Linked DNA regions of Homo sapiens: region 2 is linked to region 1. The links are chromatin loops, found by intact Hi-C in ENCODE. Cell type or tissue: Panc1. All regions are shown on one strand. Links, peaks and the distances in the headings refer to the core of each region. The heading gives the core; the rest is flanking DNA. Region 1 holds the start of LOC105371117 (a long non-coding RNA gene). Region 2 overlaps PDILT (protein disulfide isomerase like, testis expressed).

Evidence for each region. Hi-C counts contacts between places; a loop is a spot of excess contacts. Peaks named below come from ENCODE experiments on the same cell type or tissue, not always from the same donor. Only the 100,000 strongest peaks of a DNase experiment are listed, where the experiment ranks them.
Region 2: it touches region 1 in a loop (4-fold over the local background); 2 of 110 quality-filtered maps call a loop at or near these places.

What each region holds. Positions count from the first base shown.
Region 1 is chr16:19,976,172-19,984,507 of GRCh38, reverse strand. LOC105371117 (a long non-coding RNA gene) reads right to left here and starts at 8,139. Exons shown (of 4, transcript XR_950895.2): 1 at 8,092-8,139; 2 at 6,609-6,673; 3 at 6,137-6,338. LOC124903660 (a long non-coding RNA gene) reads right to left here and starts at 3,127. Exons shown (of 2, transcript XR_007065018.1): 1 at 3,000-3,127; 2 at 2,308-2,516. In Panc1, for the core only: CTCF peaks have their summits at 3,258 and 3,462 (motif pointing left); a DNase peak (open chromatin) is centred at 3,441; H3K27me3 peaks cover 367 bases.
Region 2 is chr16:20,381,222-20,389,557 of GRCh38, reverse strand. PDILT (protein disulfide isomerase like, testis expressed) reads left to right here. Exons shown (of 12, transcript NM_174924.2): 3 at 4,707-4,913. Among named protein-coding and RNA genes, the nearest start is that of PDILT, 19 kb to the left of the region's middle. RefSeq lists an enhancer at 2,502-3,035. In Panc1, for the core only: CTCF peaks have their summits at 3,339, 3,614 (motif pointing right), 5,739 and 5,948 (motif pointing right); DNase peaks (open chromatin) are centred at 3,627 and 5,937.

The sequences.
Region 1 (8,336 bases), core at 283-8,282:
TCCCTTTTATCCCTCCCTCCCTGAGTCTGATGCTATTAGGCATTCACATCTGCCACCTGTTTTAGGGCAATGGTAACCCGTTCCTAGCTCTAGCGAGTCCTAATTAGTCTTAACCCATCAGAATTAGGCATGCTCCTGGCAACTGTTATTGGTTCAGGATAGCTCACATGATCTAAACTGGCCAATCAGATTGAAGGGAAGAGACATAGCCTGGGCAAAGTAGGGAGATTTTAGCCTCTCTCCAGCTAGAAGTGAATGCTGAAGCGGTGGAGCCTCAGTTGCTTCTGAGAGCCATTTTTTATCTACAAGGAGAACCAGGATGAGGCCAGCTCCAGGAGGACAAAGCAGAGAGATGGAAAGAATCTGGGTCCTCTTGACATCACCAAGTTGCTGACCATTTCTTGCTTAGAGCCTACCCTCCATGTGAACTGCTATATCTGTGTGATTAAATAGTTTATTCCTAAGCAAGTTTTAATCAAGATTTTCTGCCATTATAGCTAAAAAACATTCTAATAAGTGCATCTATCATAATTTTCAAAACACTATTATTTTTGTTTGTTTAATTACCTGCTGCCTGCAGTTTTTTTTCACTAGACTATATTCTCTGTGATCACAGACACTGTCTTATTTACCATAGACTCCCCAGGGCCTACCAGAGTAAATAGCTCATAGTAGGTATGCAACAAATATTTGTAAATAAATGGATAACATCATCTATGCTTTATAAATGGGAGAGAAGGGAGTGGGTGTCCAACTAAAATTGGGATGTAACCCTTGCATAGCTCAACTGTGCTTCAGCCTCTATAGAATACTAATAGTACTAATGTACCTTCATAGCTGTTGCAAACTATAGTCATGTGATGAGGTTCAAGACATGCTACCCCAAAATATAATACCTTGGCATTTGAGAATGCAGCAGAAGCAGGATGATATGGTTTGGCTGTGTCCCCACCCAAATCTTATCTTGAACTCCCACATGCTGTGGGAGGGACCCAGTGGGAGGTAATTAAATCAGGGGGACAGGTCTTTTTCATGCTGTTCTCATGATGGTGACTAAGCCTCATGAGATCTGATGGTATAAAAAAGGGGAGTTTCCCTGCACAAGCTCTCTTCTCTTGTCTCCACATGTGACGCAGTGCCTTTCACCTTCCACCATGATTGTAAGGCCTCCTCAGCCAGGTACAACTCTAAGTCCATAAAACCTCTTTCTTTTGTAAATTGCCCAGTCTCAGGTATGTTTTTATCAGCAGTGTGAAAATGGACGAATACAGTAGGTATGCAACAAATATTTGTAAATAAATGGATAACATCCTCTAGGCTTTATGAATGGAAGATAATGGAGAGGGCTTCCAACTAAAATTGGGATGTAACCCTCACCTAGCTCAACTATGCTTAAACCTCTATTGAATACTAATAGTACTAATGTACCTTAATAGCTGTTGCAAACTATAGTCATGTGATAAGGTTCAAGACAGGCTACCCCAAGATATAACACCTTGGCATTTGAGAAAACAGCAGAAGCAGGAAGGTCACTCTCACTTTCCCCTCACCCTTCTCCCCTGAATTAGGCCGGAAAAGAATTCTCTGACACTCCCTTGAAGCAGGTCATAAGACCCTCATTCCAGAAGTGCCCTCCCAATACCCAGAAAAAAAGGAATGTCTTTATCTCTGATGACACAGGGATACAGTGAATAATCTGAACAAACAGGCCTTGCTAAGTTCCCCCCAGTTTATTACCATTAGATCATACCACTTTTGCCCAATCATACTTCTGCATCATTGTCCACTCCATCAAACCTATGCATAAAAATACATAGGTTTCCCTGTTTCTTTGGGTCTTCATTTCTGAAGGTTCCTATGTAATGAAAAACTTATATTAAATAAACTTGCATGCTTTTCTCTTGTTAATCTGGCTCTTCTTATAGGGGCCTCAGCCATGAACCTAGCAATGAGTAAGAAAAGAAATAGCTTCTCCCCTACTCATGTTTTATGTATTCATGAATTGTTTAAGTTATCTGAAATCTAGAAACGTATATGTGAGTGTGTCATGCAAGTAAAGGAATCAATTATGTGGATGGCGGTCAACAACAAGTTAACATTCACCATTATTCCAGTTACTCCTCAATGCACTTCTGCACAGACCTCTCCTGGCACCACCTTGAGCATTCTGCCTTCAGACCAAGAGGTATAACACCTCAGTCCCCAGAACTGGGTATCCACAATTGGAATACCCTCTCCCCAACTGTTCTAGTTATATATTGCTGTATAACCAATTGCCCCCAACCTTAGCAAAAATTATCCTAAAACTTTAATCAGCAAACATTTATTATTTCATTGTTTCAGAGGGTCAGGAACGTGAAGAGGCTTAGGTTCATGGTTCTGGTTGAAGTTCTCTCATGAGATCGCCATGAGTTGCAGCTGCTTCTAAAAGAGCTGGAGGATCTGCTTCCAAGTTCAATTACATGGCTGTTGGCAGGAGGCTTCAATCCCTCACCATGTGGGTCTCTCTATTAGGGCTGCTCATAAAGAGAGTGAATCAGGAAAGAGGAAATGTATGCACCCAAGGCAGAAGCTGAGCCTTTTTATAACCTAATCTTGGAAATGAAACCCTATCACCTCTGCCATACGTTATTCATTAGAAGTCAGGCTCCAAGGAATAAATTTCAAGAGATCTATTATAAGGCAAGGTGACTATAGTTAATGATGACATATTGTATTCTTGAAAAATGTAAAGGGTGGTTTTTATGTGCTCTTACTGTAAAAATGCTATGTGAGTATTGCATTTGTTAATTAGCTGGACTGAACCATTTCACAATGTAGATGTACTTCAAAACATCATTTCATACATGATTAAAACATACAGTGTTCTCTATCAATTTAAAAATAGACAAGTAAATGCATTTTTAAAAATTTTAAAAATAAAATGTTTTTCAGACTATTTCTAAAAAGAAAGAAGGAGGAGGAGGAAGAGAAGTAGTTAAGCACTAAGTCCAACTCACACTCAAAAAGAGCATCCTTAAGTTACATTTCTTGAAGGGGAGAATATCAAAGAATTTGTGGACATATTTTTTAAAACCACGCTATCACTGAATCCTTTCTGTCTTCCACTGAGTGCTTATCTTCTGGGATTAAGAGAGTCACAATTTAGAAGGCATTATGATGAGTACTGCATCATTATCTTCATCATCATCAACATCATCCTCACAAGAAAATTACCATATTAATTGTACCATTTTCGGGGCCATGCCAGGCAGTATGCTAACTGCTTTATAGACACTTAATTCTCAAACAACACTATTAGGTAGGTACTATTATTCCCATTAAGAGTTGAGGAAACAAAGCCCTGGGGCCGTTAAGTGACTTATTCAATGTTAAACAGCTAGTAAGTGCATAAACCAGATCTAACTGCAGTCTGTGCTGTTAGCTACTACTCTTCACTGCCTCCCACCGGCCAGTAAAGGAAACTCCACCTGTCCGAGCAACCAGGTCAGGTTCCCAAAGCCAACTGCCCACCATGTGGAAAATTTAAAATAAAATAAAACTTTGAAATCAAAGTTCAAGAAGGTCCAATCAGAGGATGAGAGGATGGGAAGTTGCAATATACAGAGCTTACTCAAGAATGGAGCCAAATGGATAAGAGAAAGCCATGCACATACCCTATGCATGCAAATCTATGCAGATATATGCAAATGTATGTAAGTGGTCATGCTAATCTATGTAAATGACCATGTCCTGAAAAGCAAAAAGGAGGATCAGCTTTTTCAGAAGGCAGTTTCCCCTGGTCTTGGCTTCTCTTGGTGTAGGAGTCATCACTGGGCAAAAAGTCAAAGTCTCTAGATTGAAAATTGTGAGAAAAGTTGTACCAGAGGTGACATCCAGATCTTTGCAGGAGTTCAGATACCTGAGACCCAGCTTACCTGAGGCCTGGCTTGCCTGGCTCCCAAAAAACTTGTCAGATTCAATACATTAGCAAAAATCAGTAAATAAAAATTCTGTTTGCAAATAAATGTCCGTTTACTTGTCCCATAGATATATTAGTAAAAGCTGATTTGGACACCTATCCTTCCAGTGCAATCACTCACGAACTTTGGTGTGTGTTTGATTCACACAGCCAGGGTCCTTATTTAAAGTACACATCGCTGTGCCCCTCCTGAGACCTCCTGTCAGCATTTGGGTGTGAGAGTCAGCCATGCTGGAAATCTGCATTTTTTAAAACACATCCCAGATGATTCTTGATCAGGAAGTCCATGGACCACCTTTAGAGAAAACTAGTATATAAAAAACACAGAATTTGAGAGCAGATAGACTTGAATTTGAATGTCAGCATGACATTTACTAGCTGTGTGGCCTTGGATTGTCGAAAAGGTGACATGGTACCACCATGCTCATTTGTAAACTGCAGCTAATTTTATTCTCCCTCCCAAAGGGTTGCTGTGATAACCAGAAATATACAAATACATTTGACTCTCGATAACTAAACTAGATAATTCCTTTAAAGGAGTTGGCACAAGTAAAAACTCCATAAATATTTGGTATTATTATGATGATCATTCCCTAACGAAAGGCGAAACCAGAGTCTCCCTCACCCAGAAGCCAGGCTGGCTCATAAAATACTGCCTAGTGCCATTGATAGGTGAAAAAGCTTTTTCTTCCTCCCCTGGGAGGTGGAGCAATGCATCTGATTGGCAGATTGGCAAGAATCTGAGCTTCACTGGTCTACCGTTTGGGGGGAAAGTTAAAGTGTTACCACCTCCCTCTTCCCTTTTCTCCCTTTCTTTCCCTCCCTGCGGTTTTTTGGGGTGTTTTTTGTTTTTTGTTTGATTGCTTTTGGTTTTTGTTTTGTTTTGTTGTTGTTGTTGTTTGTTTTTCAGGTCTTCTTTTCCCCTTTCTCTTATCTCGCCCCTTAAGAAGTTCTCAAGTTCTAGAACAGGAGAGGAGAATTAAGGAGGATCATTAGGTCCACAGGTCCAAGCCATGTCCTTCCACCCACATTAGCCAGCAACAGGCCTGATATTTTGATCCCTGACTCCTGTGTCTGTTAATTTCTCAGTCGGTCGAAAACCCATAGAGCAAAGAGGTGACCATCTGGCTAAAATCTCACCACCCAGTGTGTGCCTTCTGGGTGCCTGATCTCATGCCCAATGGGTAAGTTCCCTTGATATCCATTGCCTCGCTTGGCAGGTTCTCCCTGAGGCCAATTATTCAGTCCCGATTAATCATGGCAACCATACTCATGCACTAATTTCAAGGCTGTCAGAACTTACCCTCATGGAGCATCCTTTATTTACTTGAATTATGACTTCCTTTCATCAATTCTTAATCAAGTGGGTTTATATGGGCAAAAGCAACAAACAGAATTTCCACGTAAACGATACCTCAAAAAGAGAAGCCCCGGGCTCAGTCCATTAACAATTAATCATTGAGTTTTGAAGGAGCTTTCAAAAGCACATCATACATGTTTATAAACAATACCACTGCCCAACCAGCTCCCATAAAAACAGCAGCAACACCCAATGGGTGCAGGCTATGTGCCAAGCACACTGAGCGGCACTTTACATACATTAATTATGGCACTTAATCCTCACAACAACTCCATTTGCAGAGGACAAGTGTAAGCTCAGAGAGGATAATAGAAAACAGTGCCCAAATTCACACAGCCAGAAGTCACCTGGCCAGGATTCAAACTTGAGTCTTGCCTTCAAAGTCCCTACCTTTAGCCAGGTGTGGTGGTTCATGCCTGTAACCCCAATACTTTGGGTAGGCCTAGGCAGGTGGATCACCTGAGGTCGGGAGTTCAAGACCAGCCTGGCCAACGTGGCGAAACCCCGTCTCTACTAAAAAATACAAAAATTAGCCGGGCATGATGGTGAGCACCTGTAATCCCAGCTACTCGGGAGGCTGAGGCAGGGAGAATTGCTTGAACCCAGGAGAAGGAGGTTGCAGTGAGCCAAGATCGCACCACTGCACTCCAGCCTGAGTGACAGAGCGAGATTCCATCAAAAAAAAAAAGTCCCCATCTTCTTCCACCACACCATGATGCCTCCTTGTAACCCTCTCGTCATGTATCCCCTTGTATTTGAGATTATATCAAGGCAAACCCCAGGACTGAATAGCCTATCTTACTGCTTATACTCACAGAGTAATTTCTAGGTTGAAATCCTGGCTCTTCCTCTTGCTAGCTGTGTGATCCTGGGCAAATTACTTGAACTCTCTGAGTCCCAATTTCCTCAACATGAAGATAGGAATAATAATCTTGCCCTGGTTTTCTTATGGTAATTACTTTCTGGGGTAGCTGTGAGCATTAAAGTACAGTGATGAACATTAAAGTGTTTTGTAATCTGTAAGAAATATACAAATACATTTGGCTCTTGAACAACATAGGGGTCAGGAATGTCAACCCCCAACACAGTTGAAAATTCACATATAACTTTTGACTCCCCTAAAACTTAACTACTAATAGCCTACTGTCCACTGGAAGCCCAATAACATAATCAATTAACACATATTTTGTATGTTATATGTGTTATACACCATATTCTTACAATATAGTAAGCTAGGGAAAAGAAAATGTTTCTAAGAAAATCATAAGAAAAAGAAGATATATTTACTCTTCATTAACTAGAAGTGGATCATCTTAAAGGTCTTCATCCTTGTCATCTTCACCTTGAGTAGACTGAGGAGGAGGAAGAGGAGGGATTGGTCTTGCTGTCTTAGGGGAGCAGAAGCAGAAGAAAATCTGCATATTTGAATCTTCACAGTTCAAGCCCATGTTCTTTAAGGGTCAACTGTATTATTTTTTGATGTTATTATTTAAATTATTCTTTTGTGGTAGACAGAATTCTAAGAGGGCACCCAGTGATCCCTGCTCCCTGGTATTCAAGTCCCAGTATAACTCCCTCCTCTTGAGTGTGCAAGGGACCTGTGACTTGTTTTTAATCAACAAAACACAACCAACGTGATGGGATGCTGTTTCCACATTGGGTTACAAAAGAATGTGATTCCTGTCTTGCTAGCAGACTCTATTACTTGCACATTCTGACAAGGACCCATGTGGCAATAAACAAGAGGAACTGAGGTCCTCACTCCAACAACCACAAGGAACTAAATCCAGCCAATGACCACATGAGTTGGAAAGCAAATCCTTCCCCAGTAGAGCCTTGAGATGACCAAATCCCCAGCTAACACCTTAACTGCAGCCTGCGCAGATGAGCTCTGCCTGAATCCCTGAGCCACAGAAACTGTAAAATAATAAATGTGTATTCTTCTAAGCCACTGAGTCTTGTGGAAATTTATTAACCAGCAATAACTAATACACCATTCAATCACTGATTCATTCAAACATTCACTGAGCCCCTACGACATACCAGGCACAATACTAGGGGAGGGGACACAGAAATAACTGGGGCATGGTCTGTATCCTCAGGTTGTTCATTCTAGTGCAGGATCTGACTTGCATATAAATGAGAGCAAGGTACACAGCCTGCAGGAAATAATGCGGAATCCATGCACAAGGATGCAGGGTTAATGTGTGCATGGCAATCTCCTTCCTCAAAATGTAAGTCCTAAGTACTAAGAAATGTACATTTTTTTACTTACAATTTAAAGGGAAAATTTAGTTTAAAATAAAGGAGAAAAGAAACACAAATGTGTCCATCAACAGGAGAATGACCCCAAAAAAGAAAACCAAAACACAGTTATATTTGCAGGCCATGAATCCCATAAAGTATCTAGCAGCCATTAAAAATAATGAAGTAAGTTTATATCTGTCTATATAAGTCTGTATCTGTCGATATGGAAAAAACTCCAAGACACATTGCTGGTTGAATTTGTTAGGAAAAAAATAGCTTGATTGTAAATAGTATCTTATTGAATAGTTGTATGAGAAACAACTATTCAATAAGACACTATTTACAATTTAAAAATAACCAATTTTGGCTAGGCACAGTGGCTCATGCCTATAATCCCAACTCTTTGGGAGGCCGAGATGGGTGTATCACTTGAGGACAGGAGTTTGAGACCAGGCTGGCCAACATAGTAAAACCTCATCTCTACTAAAAATACAAAAAATTAGCCAGTCGTGGTGGTACTCACCTGTAATCCCAGCTTCTCGGAAGGCTGAGGCAGGAGAATTACTTGAACCTGGGGGGCGGAGATTACAGTTAGCCAAGATCACCCACTGCACTCCAGCCTGGGTGAAAGAGCAAGACTCTCTCTCTCAAAAAAAAAAAAAAATCCATTGTGCACACACATATGCATGAACATACACACATAAATAGCATTTACCTTCAATGATACATAAACATGTACAGTAGGTAGAGAACTGTACAATGAGGATT
Region 2 (8,336 bases), core at 263-8,262, 410 kb before region 1:
GTTTGGTGATGGTCACTGTTGTTCCCTTTCATCAGTAGCCGGAAGATCTTTGGGGTTCCTGACATTGCCATGGGACCCTCCCTTCCCAGAGAGAATCTGGTCAGAGCAAGACCAAAGAGTCTCCACCTATGTCATCAAAATAGCTAATGTTTATTTGTACCAAAGTTTTGCACACCTTGTCTTATTTTGTAGGATCACTCTGAGACGTAGGATCTATTAATAACCCCACTTTTTATGAATGAGGAAACTGAGTCACAGAGACTTAAAAAAATAAAAACAACTTTCCTGGGCCACAAGGAAAGTAAACCACCATAACTGCCTCTTTTTGATGAGATAGCCTAAGGAATTCACATTCATTGAGCATCTAGTATATGGCAGACAATGAGCTAGGGCCTGAGAGAAGTTGGGTCCATGGGCACCCTTGGCCTCTGCCTATCTACAGCCCACTGGGCACTGCTCAGCCTAAGTGCCAATATACACGTGAATTGTCTCCATACCTGGCCAAACTGGCATTTCCAGTTGACCAGGGCAGAATGTAAATGCTGAGACCTGAGGAGTGTATGCATTCATTTCACACCTACAAACTTGGAATTCAAGGTTCCAGAGCCCAGAAGGAAAACCAATTTGCAATTTTTTTTTTTTTTTGAGATGAAGTTTTGCTCTTGTTGCCCAGGCTGAAATACAATGGTGCAATCTTGGCTCACCGCAACCTCCACCTCCCAGGTTCCAGCGATTCTCCTGCCTCAGCCTCCCAAGTAGCTGGGATTACAGGCGTGTGCCACCACGCCAGGCTAATTTTGTATTTTTTGTAGAGACGGGGTTTCTCCATGTTGGTCAGGCTGGTCTCAAACTCCTGACCTCAGGTGGTCTGCCCACCTTGGCTTCCCAAAGTGCTGGGATTACAGGCGTGGAGTCACCACGCCTGGCCCAATTTACAAAATTTTTAAAGAAAGAAGCCAGAAAATCGGACTCTAAATTTTAAAGAGTGGCGTTGGCTGTGTAGGTTGTCTCTGCTCTGATGGGAACCACCTGGAACAGAAGAAATGAAAAACATGCCCCCATTAATCTGCTCCAAGAAAAAGATTTTTCAGACCAGCTGGCCAATTTGGTCATTTAGAGCATGAACCTTGGAGCCAGTCAGCCTTCGAGTTGACTCTCAGCCTAACTGCATACTAGCTGTAAGACCTCTGGGTTTCCATTTCCTTATCTGTGATATTCCTGCTTGTAATCACAGATAACTCACAGGATTGTTCTGAAGATTAACCAGGGTAATGCATGGAACACTAAGCAAGTACTTAGCACAGTAAGGGATCAATACGTGTTGTTATTATTACTATTCTCATTATCAACATCGCCATCAATATCATCATCATTATGGCGATGATAGTGACATCATCATCATCTTTCCATAGAAGATCCTACATAATCCTATGTCACTCAGATAAAAACCTCAGAGACACCCTTGACTCTTCTCTTTCACCATGTTCCATATCCAAACTCCTCCTCCCAAATCTCTCTAGAATGGAATCACTTCTCAGCCCCTCCATTACCACTCTCCTGGCCCAAAGCCATCACCATCTCTTGCCTGGATTACTGTAGTAGCCTCCGACTGGTCTACCTGCATCCTTTCTCTTTCCCTTTTTGTCTAATCTCCATATAATATTCAGAGAAATCCAGTTAAAAAGTAGCTCAGATCACCACCTAAGGACAGGAGTTCAAGACCAGCCTGGCCAGCATGGTAAAACCCCATCTCTACTAAAAATACAAATATTAGCAGGGCCTGGTGGTGCATGCCTGTAATCCCAGCTACTCAGGAGGCCAAGGCAGGAGAATCACTTGAACCCGGGAGGTGGAGGTTGCAGTAAGCCAAGATGGTGCCACTGTACTCCAACCTGGGTGACAGAACAAGATCCGTCTAAAAAAAAAAGAAAAAAGAAAAAAGAAAAGAAAAAGAGTAACTCAGATCACCTCCACCTCTGCTCCAAACCCTCTGGTACCATTCCATATTCTGGGAAAAGTCAAAGTCTATTCAGTGGCTTGCGAGACCCTACATCACCTGTCCCCTGGCCCCAGCTCACTCTGCTCCAGACCCAATGGACTTCTTGTCATACCTTGAACATGTCACACATGCCCCACCTCAGGGCCTTTGCATACACTGGCCCTTTACCAGGAATTCTCTCCTGCTAGATGTCTACATGGCTTGCGCTCTCATTTCTTTCCATCTTTATTAAAACATTGCCATCTTTAGCCTCCTACTTAAACTTGCAATTTCCCTAATACTCCCAACCTCCAACTCTCCTGTTCTTTTCCAAAGCACATATTATCTAACACAGCACATATTTTACTTTGTTATTCTGCTTATTTTCTGCCTTTTCAAGTGACAGCAGGGGTTTTTATCTGTTCACTGTTATATCCCCAATCCCTAGGACAGTGCCTGGCACATGGCATATCCTAAAAGTTTCATTGTATGAATGAATAAATGAATGAATGCATAAAACGAATGAATGAATCTCCATTACTATTATCATAGGCCCCATCAATCTAGCTCTCAGACCCCAGCACTCCGGTTGCCACAAGCTCTCTCTGTCACTTCCATTTCAGACACCCAGGGGCACTGGGTTGTGTGTGGAACCTCTAAAATTTGCTTTACCATCTGGACAATCATTCCAAGTGTTTCTCTTGCCCTGAGCTTCCGCCCTCAGAAACTCAGATTCGGATTCTATGTCAATCAGCAATCCTGAGCCCAGCATGGCCACATCCACGAGGAAGCCGGGGAGAGCCCCATGGACCAGAGCAGCCAGCAATTGGCCAGTGCATGCTGGTGATGATGGATAGGGGATATCAGGGGATATCGAAGGCGATGACGGTGACAAAGCAGGCAGTGGAGGGGCATCGATCCAGGAGGGAGGCACAAAGTCCCCGCTTCCGGTCCATTGACCGGGAGTTTAATGAAAGCGATCATTCACTTTCCGATCCCATTGCAGGAGCAGGCGTGCTGACCAGCAACGGGGCCCTCGCCAGCTGTCCCGGGGCCCTGCTTTCTGAGCGGCACTTTACAAAAGACCTCTCTGTTGGACTTGGAACTTGCCCTCTGCAGCAGAGGTCATTTGCACTTTCTCCAAGTGCTCCAGATGGACCACGGGGGTGGGCGGCAGTGAAAAAGATAAAATGTTCTGGCTTGAAAGGCAATCAATGACCCCCTGCCCTGGCTCAGCCCCCCTTCCTCAGTCATGGGGTAGCGAGGAACCTGCAGCCTCACAATGTTATCAGGAGGAAGAAAGGCACACTTGGGCGCCTTTTAGTCCCCTCCGTTTAGCCAGAAAAGCCTCTTGCACTGCCAAGGTCACGTGCCAGCTCCCTGATACCGCTTCCAGAAAAGGGCTTCCCCAGTCCCTCCCCACTGCCCAGCAACGTGAGGGGCCAAGGCGTCCAGATCAGATCTCTTAATGGAGAGTTCCAGGTCTCTTCGAGACAAGAGGGTGGACTCAGGGGAACACCACAACCTCCCCTATCCCCGCCCTCCCCACACCTGGTTTTCCTTACCTGCGAAAGTCCCCTGTCCAATTACATGCAGGGCAACTGCAGGGGCTCAATTTGGCCTGTTAGCTCCAGGACGTTCCACCAGATGGCGCTCATGAGCTCTCATGCTTCCTCTCTGTCTCCATAATTTCTGACCACAGAATTTTTTTAAAACAAAAAATTTTAATAGTTTGGAAAATTTCCCTCTAGACTTCTTTTGCCCTGGGCATACACTTTTTAACAATTCCATAAATGTGATCATCGTGTCTATGCTATTGAGTGGTTTGTTTTTGTTTATTTCAATAGCTTTGGGGGTACAAGTGGCTTTTGGTTACAGGGATGAATTGTGTAGAGGTGAGGTCTGAGATTTTAGTGCACCCATCACCTTAGTCATGTTCTTTCTACCCAATATGCAGTTTTTTTTGATCCCTCACCCTGCACCCAGCCTCCCCGCATCTGAGTCTCCAATGTCCATTATACCACTCTGCATGCCTTTGTGTAATCATTGCTTGGGTCCTGCTTTGACCACAGAAATTTTACTATAATAATGGAAGCAGTAATAAGAACGCAGCATGTACTTAACTTGTGCCAGGCATTATACCAAGTGGTTTACATGCCTAGTGGAGATTAGAAAAGAACTCTACAGCCAGACAGAATGGGCTCTTATCCTGGCCTTACCTCTCACTGTCACAGGGCTTTGCGCAAGTAAGTCATTTGTTGTGCTTCAGCTTCCTCATGTATAAAATTGAGATAATAATAATACCTATCCCACAGAGTTATAGAGAGGAGTAAATGGCTTAATGCACGTAAAACTCTTAGAAAACAATAAGCAATTATAGCTGGTTGTGACATAAATCTCATTTAACTCTGACGATTCCTTGAAGTAACCACTATTATTTTCACCCACTTTACACAAGAGAAGTGGAGCTCAGAGAGATGGAGTAAAGTTGCCCATGGTTGTGTTGTTTCCAATGCTACTGAATCCAAAGAACCTTGATAGACATCTCCCAGATTGTCTAATTTCATGAACCATTGTGTCTCACATCTTGTCACATTTATGAAAATTCAGCCATTAACCGCTGAGCACAAGAAAGGTTCCGGGAGCTAAGCAGGCCCAACAAATAATCTACTGTTGGAGATGGGGAGCGAGGAAAGGCCTCTCAAATTTTGTCTTCATACTCTTTCAGACAACCCATCCTCAAAGCAATCCAGGAACTTGGCGGAAGAGCTGGGCAAAGCTGTGGAGATCATGGGCAAAGGCAAGAATGGGATCGGCTTTGGCAAAGTGGACATTACCATAGAGAAGGAGCTTCAGCAGGAGTTTGGGATTACCAAGGCCCCGGAGTTGAAGCTGTTTTTTGAGGGCAACAGGTCAGAGCCCATCAGCTGCAAAGGTAATGGTGCTTGTGTGTCACACTTGTTTCATGCTCATGGAAAGTCCACTTAACAGCTATAGGGTAAAGGTGGGAGGCTCTGCTCCATGCAGCTTCTCGGGGACCCAGGATCCTCCAGCTTGTGACTCTGCCCTTCTCTAGGGCCTTGGAGCCACCTGCTCTTTCCTCTGTATCCAGCCAGCAGTTGGGGTAAGGGGTAGAAGGTCACCACGGGTACTGTTCATGGCCCTGGCCATGAACAGTGGTAAGTATCACTTCTATTCACATCCCATTGACCAGAATTCTGTTACATGGCCAGAACCAGCTGCAAGAAAGGCGGAGAAATACAGTTCAGCTCTGTTTTTAGAAAGAAAACGGGTTTAGTGAATATGTGGCTGCTTCTACTACAGCTTGAAGCTCAGCTGATGGGCCCTAGAAACACCAAGAAGTGGGAGGGTGGGGTGCATGGCTTAGAAACTATCAGACACCAGAGATTAAGTTCTAACTCCACTTCCCACTCCCAATCTTTGACTTTAGAATGATTTGACAGAGTCCTAGGACTAGGGAAGCACTATTTAGCCAAAAGGGAAATTGGGAGATGATGGAACAAGACAGGCTTGGGATGCAATGTCTACCAAACACCTTACGTTCTATCATATTTTTCATTCATTGATTAACTCGTTCATTCATTTATTCAGCATCCATTTATTGACAAGCTACCATGTGCCAAGCCCTATCTTGATGTTGAGGATGTGTGGAGAATAAGGTACTAGTATGGCACATATGGTAGTCCCAACTTTTAGAAAGTTACATATATGAAGGCATTCATGGATGCAGGATGGATAAATGGATGGAAGGATGGAAGTAACAAAACTGATGAACACAGAAGTGCCTGTAACAGCCATGCCAGTAGAATGTTCCCATTATATATGTTAAATTATTGAGTCTTGAGTAACGGAAACTGCCTTCCACTGGATCTGGTGTATAGCCAGCTTCCAATAAGCTGGATTCAGTGTTATTTGCAAGAAACACACATCCAGGGGCTGCAGGATGCTTTGCAGTTCTCAGAATGGACACAAGAGGGCATGAAAGACACAGGATAGACCCAGAGAAAGGCGCCACAAGAGAACCTCGGAGCAATCACCTAAGGGCAGGGCTGCAGCTCCCAGCAGGCTTGTGGGAGGGTGGTGGCTGCGGGCGCCAGAGAAGAGATGGGGAGGGAGGGCGGGAGCAGTGAGAGAAGCAACAGAGGATGCTGTTTCCTATAGATACCAGGGGATGACCCTCAACAAGGGGGACTCGCTGACACCAGCAAGGAGCCCTTTGTGATGTGTTTGCTCTGGGGAGAGCTGTGAGGAAATGAGAGGCCCTAGGTCATCGGAGCCCATGACTGCTAATGGAGTGGCCCAGGTGCTGCAATGACCTTCCCTCCTGAAGGGCAGGAGAGAACTGACTCCACTTAGAGGCGACAAAGTAACAATATGGCAACTTCCAGACTGTGGGTGAAACTAGCAGAGAAGGTCCCCAAGGCATTTGACTTCTGAGCCCCCTTCATCAGGGAAACCAGTGCCTGGGACCTCGTCTGCCATACAGGAAGCTTCATCATCACCCCATCTAGGAAGTCTCCCCTGACTGCTCAGGCCAGGGTGCCTGCTCCACCTCTGTGGCCTCACAGCATCTGTGTTTTCCCCATCAAGGCCCTCGCCTCAAAGAATTACATCTGCTACTTATTGCTTGTTCTCTACAGAGAGCATCACAAGGGCAGTGGCTGATCTCACTTGCACTCCTGGGTCCTCTAAAGAGACTGCCAGAATTGACAGCACTCCCCTCTGCATCCAAATCCTTACCACAGGCTTAAGAAACAATCACTGCCGCTCGTCGAATCTCAGTTTTTCCATCTGTTAAATGGGGATGGTGAAAAGATCTACCCCTCTACACTGTTGGGAAGATAAAATGATGTTTGCAAGGCACACGGCCTGACACATACCTGTAGCATATACTGTGTTCCAGGCATTGTTCTAGACCCTTCTCCTATGTCATAACACCCCAATATAAGAGGTGCTTTTACAGATGGAGAAACTGAGGCACAGAAAGGTAGAATAACTTCCTCAAAGCTGCCCAGTGAGTAGTGGTGGAGTCAGCAAATGTTTTCTGCAAAGGCCCAGATTATTAATATTCCAGATCCTACAGGCCAGGCAGTCTCTGTTGTAACTACTCAGATCTGCTGATGCAATGTGAAGGCAGCCACGTGTTAACAAATGGGAATGACTGTGTTCCAATAAAGTTTTATTTATACAGTCAAACAGCAGGCCAGATTTGGACTACAGGCTATAGTATGTTGAAATCCGCTTTACATTGCGCTGTACTCTAAGCAAGAGGCAGATGTGTTCATTATTATTATCAGACTATTAGTTTTCTCATTCTAGTCCAATGCCTGGAACAATTAAGTTCTTAACAAATAGTTTTTGAGCCAGGTGCAGTGGCTCAACCTGTAATCCCAACACTCTGGGAGGCTGATATGGGAAGATCACTTGTGCCCAGAAGTTTGAGACCAGCCTGGTCAACATAACAAGACCCTGTCTCTACAAAAACCTTAAAACTTAGCCAGGTGTGGTGGCAGATACCTGTATTCTCAGCTACTTAGGAGGCTGAGGTGGGAGAATTGCTTGAACCCAGGAATTTGTGACTGCAGTGAGCCATGATTGCACCACTGCACTTCAGCCTGGGTGACAGAGTGAGATCCTGTCTCTAAATTTTAAAATAATAATAATAAAAGTTTTAGATTTTGAATACAATGGAATTGGAAGCACCCACTGCAGGTGGGCATAGGGTAAAGTACCCACCCATATTTCTGCTGGGCTTGCTTCCTCAGTATTACTTCTAACCAGAGAAAGGGCAAAGGGAATGCCAGGATGAAGCTGGGACAGGGATTGAGGATGCCTGGATTTTAGGATGAGCAGTAACCATGGGAACTTCAACGAGCCTTTTACAACCAGGCTTCCAATTTCTCTTTTTTTTTTTTTTTTTTTTTGAGATGGAGTCTCACTGTTTTGCCAGGCTGGAGTGCAGTGGTGCGATCTCGGCTCACTGCAACCTCCGCCTCCCGGGTTCAAGTGATTGTCTTGCATTAGCCTCCCGAGTAGCTGGGACTACAGGCATGTGCCACCACTCCCAGCTAATTTTTAGTATTTTTAGTAGAGATGGGGTTTCACCATGTTGGCCAGGATGGTCTCAATCTCTTGATTTCATGATCCACCTGTCTCGGCCTCCCAAAGTGCTGGGATTACAGGTGTGAGCCACCGCACCCGGCCCAATTTCTCATTTTCTAAACAGGATGAGTAAGGCCAGTTCTGCCTACTTGCCAGGGCTCCTCTGAGCTGAGAGGAGACAGTGCTTTACGCATCTTCTGCAATGTGACTTTGATGAAAACTCCTCTTAGGACAC